Regions from separate parts of the Homo sapiens genome. Here region 2 is linked to region 1. A link is an interaction called in ENCODE POLR2A ChIA-PET data of the cell type or tissue named here. Cell type or tissue: HCT116. All regions are shown on one strand. Region 1 overlaps ASMER1 (adipocyte associated metabolic related lncRNA 1). Region 2 has its middle 260 kb from the start of USP25.

Evidence for each region. Peaks named below come from ENCODE experiments on the same cell type or tissue, not always from the same donor. Only the 100,000 strongest peaks of a DNase experiment are listed, where the experiment ranks them.
Region 2: POLR2A ChIA-PET joins it to region 1 with 7 read pairs; 2 of 35 experiments call an interaction of 5 or more read pairs at or near these places.

The regions. Positions count from the first base shown.
Region 1 is chr21:14,867,027-14,871,026 of GRCh38, reverse strand. The region is part of intron 1 of ASMER1 (adipocyte associated metabolic related lncRNA 1); the gene reads left to right. Among named protein-coding and RNA genes, the nearest start is that of ASMER1, 50 kb to the left of the region's middle. RefSeq lists an enhancer at 165-214. In HCT116, no CTCF peak of the experiment used is centred here; no DNase peak of the experiment used is centred here; H3K4me3 peaks cover 187 bases; H3K27ac peaks cover 1,202 bases.
Region 2 is chr21:15,467,252-15,471,251 of GRCh38, reverse strand. No RefSeq gene overlaps it. Among named protein-coding and RNA genes, the nearest start is that of USP25, 260 kb to the left of the region's middle. In HCT116, no CTCF peak of the experiment used is centred here; no DNase peak of the experiment used is centred here.

The DNA of each region.
Region 1 (4,000 bases):
CATTTATTGATGAAACAACTACTTAATAACCTCCAGAGGTGCTCACGCATACACAGCACATGAAAATAGTCCAGATAGAAAGTTTAAAGGGATTTCACAGTAGAAACCATGGAGATAGTGTGTGCAGTAACCCGTAGTCATTGCTGCCCTCATAGTATCTGATCTGAACCTGGCATAGCTTCAGAAAAAGCCAGGTGTTCAGGCTAAAATGAGAATGAGAAAAAAGGAGAAAGTTGCTTTCTTCTTATGTGAAAAATAGGGAATGAACATTTTATAGTTTGGTAGTAGAACCAGTTGTACGAGTTCTGCACTCGCCCATAGGGCTTAGCCTGAAGGGAGAAAAATATTTGTATTCAAAAATCACTTTAAGACTTATGGGAAGATATCTAAAGTTGGTGTATAGAATAAAGAACTGAGATTACAGTTGTATATCTGATTTGTTGGGACCACGTTTGAAACTTGAACTACTATATTTTAAAAGTTTTTTTTTTGAGTGACAATTTCCAGTTCTGTTTTTGGCATGAGGAAGTGATACAAGAAAGCTTCCTACTCTTGCACTTCTTTGTGTGTTCCCTTATTATTAAGTTTTGCTATTAAGTATTCATTTACAGTGTTCTGCCAGATAATTTATTTTAGATGTCGAGACAAGATCATTTGTTTATTGGATCCAGGTATTCTGCTATTCTTGGTTTGAAGAGGAAGTAGCTTTAAGTAAGAAATTCCCACACATTATTAATATGTATGCCCCTCTAGGTGAGTATGTATGTGTAGGAGAGAGACAGACCCACAGCTAGAGGCAGAGAATGGGACACAGAAAAAGGAGACAAAGAAACCATGGTGTCTCAGGTAATAAAATTACTTGCAAAGTTATTGAATAATGATATTGCATTTGCACATTGTACATTCCCTTTTCTTTCAAGTTTCAGTATCTCTCAACAGTCTAGGTGCTGTATGGCTGCTATTGCAGATGGAACTGGGGGAAACAGAGCAAGAGACAGATGAGGAAAAAAGAAATTATATGTATGTTTGCACGTAGAGTTCATCTCCTTTATTCCTCTCTCCTAGTTCAGTTAGTTGGAAGGATTCTGGTACTGTTTCTTTCATTTAACAACTTATCTGCTTTGACAAAGACAAATCAACTTCGACTTTTTGTGGCCCTTAGGGAAAATATTCTATATCTAGTGGTGAAATGGATTGATTTGATTAAAGCCACTGTGCAATCTCTGCTGAAGAAAGAAAATTATATTTTCCTTCACTGAAGATTGAAGAAGAGAAAACATCTGAATAAATATTTTGTTATATTTGATTTTAAAGAATGCATATGGAGAGGGTATAGAGATTGCCTTTAAACTTCAAGTTTGGAAATAAATACATATACATACATGTTACATATTTATGGTGGGAAATATGAGTAAAGTTAAAAGGACTTAATAACTGAGTGCTTTTATCAACAAATTAAAGTTTTCATTACACTTAATCAAATTTTTGTGAACTGCAGCAAAGTGTTTTTTTTCACCCCTACCCTCCCTCCCTCTCTGTCCCTCCCTCCCTTCCTTCATTTCTTCCTTTCTTTTCCTTCCTTCTTTTGAGGAGCTAAAATAAGTTTTTTTTTTCCTTAGCATTTTATCTTAAAAGTCTGGCTATGTAGTGACAGCTGGCTTAAAAAGATACCCTCACATCCTCTTCCACAAGAACCTCTCTGATATTTCAAGTCAATCCTGTGCAGAAGTTTTGAAGTTCTAAAACAATCACAAAGTTTTATTGTTTCTCAAGATTCTCCAGGACTATGAGAACTTAGGTATTCAAGAAAGGCATTTGAAAGGAACAAGAAGTACAAGTATTAGCTTTGTTCCATTCAAGTTAGGGTAGCTGCATTGCTACTATTTTCTTCCCGGTAAAACATGCTTCTCTACGTTTTTTCCTATCCCCTAGTCCCCAGCATTGTGGACTGCGAAATTATGTGACCATCCTATCCACAAGCAGTGCAGATTTTTGTTAAGAAAACAGAGGAACATGTCATTGACTTCTTATTAACGAAAGGAGGCCGTTGTCAAAATAAGAGACAATCTGAGAAAGAAGGGGAAATTCAGCCTGTTGCCACATCACTCAAGGCACGGCTGTACTTGGCATAAAAATTAAAGGGAAATGAGTTGAAAATGAAGACTTGTTACATTCTCTTTTGTAGTCAATTCTTCTTTCAGCCTCTCCCAGGAAGGAGAATGTGTTTTTTCCAAACAAGGAGCAGCAGGGGTTATCTTTTTTTGGACAAGCTAAAATCTGTCTCCTTGTCAAAGGAGACAGATCAGGTCAAAGAGGACTCTGCCTCCCAGAAACAGAGTGCAGAAGCTTAAATTCTGGTTCATGACAAGAACAAAGGGTTCTTGAGGAGGAAGCAAAATGCCGTCTCACTTGCTGGGCCACAAATTGCAGCACTGATTTAAAAATTATACACATGGCTTTTTTGAGCCATGCCAAAACCCTTTTCTCATTTTAGTGTCACTACTGGTTAGTTTGTTTGTTATGTGTGACATCTTTTTTTTTCCTCTAAGAACCATGAAACTATGCAAAGAATAGAAAGATCACAATATGGTCTTGTGGATGTCACTGCTTGAAAAGCAAAAATGCTAGTGAATTAACCATGGTTAGCAGGGATTAAGAAGAGTAAACAGTCTGAAGCAGAATGAATGTGATTGCAAGTGTTTTCAAAGGCCTTTCCTCCCCCAACTTTTTTTTTTTGAGAAGGAGTCTGGGTTTTGTCACCCAGGCTGGAGTGCAATGGCGTGATCTCAGCTCACTGCAACCTCTGCCTCCCGGATTCAAGTGATTCTCCTGCCTCAGCCTCCCGAGTAGCTGGGATTACAGGCACTTGCCACCACGCCTGGCTAATTTTTTTGGATTTTTAGTAGAGACGGGGTTTCACCATGTTGGCCAGGTTGGTCTCGAACTCCTGATCTCAGGTAATCAGCTCACCTCAGCCTCCAAAAGTGCTCGGATTACAGGCATAACCACCGTGCCTGGCCAACATTTTATTTAAAAAAAATCAAAGCTACAGAAATTGCAAGCATAGTAAAATAAGCAGTCATATGCCCTTCGTGTAGCTCTATGCTGATAGGATAGCCACTATCCACATGTGGTTAGCAGCCGCTTGAAAAGTGCTAGTCCAAATTGAAATGTGATATTCTACGTTTCTTTCTAAAATATAACCAATTCCTAATGTTTTCTGAAAAGTGAACATTTTATATGCTTCTAAACCAAGCATATAAAAATTGAATAAATATAAACCACATAAAATGATTCAAAAAATATACATATATAAAACATATATATTTGCATATAAAGACTAGACTCAGAGATATGTATCTGTGTTTAAAAGTTTAAAAGTTTAAAAGCCAACAGTCAGTAACTTTGAGACTTTACGGTTATGGATCTGTGGGTGTAGTCCTTATATGCAAATATGTGCTTTGTATATGTATCCATATATAAATCTTTGGTGCAGGTCTGATTATTTTCTTGGGATAATTCCTAAGGAGTAAAATTACTAGGTCAAAAGGAATTAACAATTCTTAAATACTTGATTCACATTGCTAAATAACTCTCCAGTAAAATTGTATCAAACCAAAGTCTCACATGATATTTGAGAGGGACAAGTTCATTTGCCAACACTAGTCATTATGCTTAAAAAACATCTTTCTCAATTTGTAAAGAAAGCTGCATCTGGTTTTATTTTGCAAGTGAGTATCAACTGTTTTGTATTCTTTTTCATTTGCTTTTTTGAGCACACTTTGGTGTGCTGCAGGAAAACACAGGAGGTTGACCCATGGAGACTTAGAGAGGTTCAAGATGTAGATATGAACTGGAGCAGCCCTCACATATTTGTGGTAGTTGATACTACAGGATGGCTTGAGGTATTTCAAGGAATATCAGGCTGGGCATGCTGGTGCATGCCTGTATCTCCAACACTTTGGTAGGCTGAGGCAGGATGATCCCTTGAGGCCAGGAG
Region 2 (4,000 bases), 600 kb before region 1:
ACCGTATAGTCACTTCATAGCTGAAGATTTTCATGTGGGATACAAAAAGATGATTATGTCTAAGGAGTGACATAGAGGCTTGTGATTTAGGAAGGCTTCGCTATCTTTCTTGACATCTTCTTTCAAATATTAGGAATTTATTCCATTATTTCTAGTTTTTAAAAACACATTGGTCTAGATATTTAAAAAATCAAAACAAAGTTTTAAAACTTTTCCTAAAGTTATTTATTAGGCTTACAGACTTACCGCCTCTTACAGTTGAGTATCTTAGGCTTGATGCCCAAGGGATGTTTTTCTTTTATAAGTTGAAAGTTGTCCGTATTCACTATTAAATTTAAATTTTCCAGGGATTAATCATTTATTTGTCACTTTTTCTGTCTTTTTCCTGCTGCCTGCTTTGGACTTACTTTTTTTTCTCTCTCTCTCTCTCTCTCTGTGTGTGTGTGTGTGTGTGTGTGTGTGTGTGTGTGTGTTTCCTCGGCATTACCTTCAAGGAGTAGAGAAATAACGAGATGAAAGACAAATCAGGTAACTTTACCATTCTATTTAACTTTTTACAGATGTGGAAAAGGAACCAAATTCAATGGGTAAAGTACAAATTTATCTCTGCATTAAGTTACCAATGCTTAGCCCTGTTCGTCGATACTGATACCCAGGTTGATTGTAGTGAAAAATGTCCTCATGTGCATTTTAATTTTGAGTAGCTGCTTTTTAGGGTTAAGGGGCTCTGCTGGCAGGCCCTGGTGCATTTGTGGGCAAAGGCAACACTGTTTTCCCGCTTTGAGAATCCCGTCCAAGTTACTAAAATGTGCTTTGAAATCATTTATAAAACATAAATAACAGATGGTGAATCATCCTATTCAGTATTGTCACGTATCTCTGCCATGATATCCACTGTTCAGCAACTCATATATTTCTTTCTGATTAAATAGTCATAGTTTTTTTTATTTTTTTTATGTTTTTTATTTTTTATTTATTTACTTTTTTACAGAGTCTTGCTCTATTGCTCAGGCTAAAGTGCAGTGGCATGATCTCAGCTCATTGCAACCTCTGCCTCCTGGGTTCAAGCAATTCTCCTGCCTCAGCCTCCCGAGTAGCTGGGATTACAGGTGCACACCACCACGCCCAGCTAAGTTTTATATTTTTAGTAGAGATGGGGTTTCACCATATTGGCCAGGCTGGTCTCGAACTCCTGACCTCGCGATCCACCTGCCTCGGCCTCTTAAAGTGCTGGGATTACAGGCATGAGCCACTGCACCTGACCTAAAATTCTACTCCTTTTCTACTTGTAAATGGAATCCAGTCATTTCTCTTTCTTCTGAATGAATTGGTTTAATCTTCGTTTGTGTTGAAAAAGAGTAGAACTTAAGACCATATTCAATCCTTCTATGTAGCACTGAGAAGGGGGGGTCTTTAAGGAAATTGGTTACAAGGAAAGTAGAGCTTTGGTGTTTTTCACATTTTTATTTATTTGCAAAGATGCACATGCCTTAAAGCTTTATAAAGATGCCATATAAAGTAATACATATAGGGGTCTCTCATTTCTTCCTCTAGAACTTGTACATGGTCTTATTCTACAGCCAATATTTTACAGATTGCATTTTACCTCTGTAGTGCAACTCTGAGAGCCGTGTCCCATATCTTTAGCCCATGATCCTCAATTAACAGATACAGCCAGATTTTCAAATAAATGACTAAAAGTAAGAGAATTCTCAAAATTTCTTATACTCATTCCTTTAAGCCAAAACTTTAAAAGATGCTAACCATTTCAAAAGACACTTTGCCAGAATAAATCATATTCCTCTGTGCTTTTAAAAACAGAGAATGCAATCTTAATTCTAATTTGTATTGTGGACTTAGAGTAGACTTTTATCCTAGTCAAAGGGCAAAGCAGACCACAGTGGCGCACTGCTCCTGGGAGACAGAGGTGTGGAGAATTCCATGTCTAGATGCCCATAGAAACACCATGCATTTTGACTTTCATTCCATACTCAACAAATATTTATTGGGCATTGGTGTGCTAGAGATTATGCTGATAACTAAGGCTACAATGCTACAAAGGTACTAACTCTGCTCTCAAAAAGTTTACAAGTCAGCAGAGGACAAAGACAAATAAATGTCTGGCATATAATTACCATTTGGGAAATGCTTCTAATAGAGGTGTGAACAGAGCTCTCCTGAGAGAATCAAGAAATAATTTTTAAATTTTCTTTAATTGAAAATATCTGTGTTGCCTCTTCTGATCATAAACATGCATGTAAAAAGTTTAGCTAATATTTAAAAAGTGTAAGAAGAAAATAAGACCACTTGTAAGCTCATTACTAAAAAATAACCACAAATTCCATTTTGGTACATTTCTTCCAAATTTTTATGGGAATTGCTGCATATAGTGGAGTGCATGTGTGTGTTTGTGTGTGTATATGTGTGCATGTGTTTTTACCAGATCGTCTGCCACAAGGCTGACCCCTAGTCTACATAGCCATCCTGCCCACTTTGCAATTTCCTGCTTTCTATCTCTGTTGGGTGGGAAATCAGACAACCAAACTTGTTTGGATGGTGTCTGAAAGAAGAGCAAATTACACTGAGTGCAAGTCTGAGGGCCTCTTCTCAGAGAAAAGAGCATGAGCTTTAGCACATGGTTTCTATTTTGAATCCTCAGAGGCCTTTTTTTCCCTTGCTTCCTGGGTTTCAGCTGTGTTCCTGGTACTTGAGGTTACTGGAGAGATGACCTCTCCATAAGCGAGCCGCTTTTTTCTAAATGTAGTTCCTGACTTTTAGAAACTAATGAGAATTTGGCAATGCCTGGCTATCAATAGCTTGTCACTATTAAGCAGTGAGCAAAAGCAGCCTCAATTTTAAGCCTCTACTTTCCCCCAGGAGAAGCCTGCCAATCTGTGCATAAAAGACATGTGGCAATTGGAACCCAATGCTAGTTATATTTGTCCTGTGTGATCCTTCATCTAGGGTTACCAGATAAAATATAGGACACCCAGTTAAATATGAATTTAAATAAACAATGGGTGATTTTAAAATATAAGTATGTCTCATGCAGTATTTGAGACATCCTTGTACAAAAAACTGTGCCTTGTTTTATCTGAAGTTCAAATGTATTCAAGTGTTCTGTATTTTTATTTACAAAACCTGATGATTTTACCCCATCTTTTCCAGGTACCAAATCACCATAATCAAACTCTTCTCCTCCCTCTTTTACTTCTTTTCTCCTTACTCACAAGGCTGGCCAGAGAGGCTCAGTTCAGTTGAATAGGATTTGCTTCTTACTTGGCTGTGATTCAAACAGTTTAAACAGAAGGCATGTTTGGTAATGGAATAATCTAGTTTAAATAAATGAAATATCTTAACATGAATGCAGAATCTCATTCAAAGACAATTAAATTGAGGTCAAATACGTATGTGTGTATAGATAGATAGAACCATTATGATTTTATAAGGAAAAGTTATTTCCAACTTAAGTTCATAATCTAAATCATAAGGATTTGAACAGAAAGATTTGGAAGGTTCCAATAAAGGTTAAGTTTCAAAATCATGGGGAAAGTTACCTAGAAAATAACTTTTCTCAATGCTTTTTTAATGATTCTAAAATCGTAGTCAAGGGAATTTATCTATTAATTCCTTTAAAGCTACTGCTAGCACTAAGCCAAGTGCATTGAGATGATTGATCTACATTTCTTCCCCATGATGACAATGATTATGCTGCTTTTTAGGAAATACCTGTATAGAATTGGAGAATTTAGAGTTTTTCTGCCTATTAAATGTATAAAATTCTGAGTTATTCTCTTATCTTAAAGTCAAAGAAGGCATAGTTAACGGTTTGTCCTGGATTAGAATTTGACCTCTGATCCTTACTTTTCAGACTGTACAGAAATCCCTTAAATGCTCTGATCTCCAGTTCCAGTATCTGAACAAAAGGATAGTGATACCTGAGGATTTGTGAGGCTTAAATGAGGTAACATATGCAAAAATATCTGGCCTGGCATAGTGG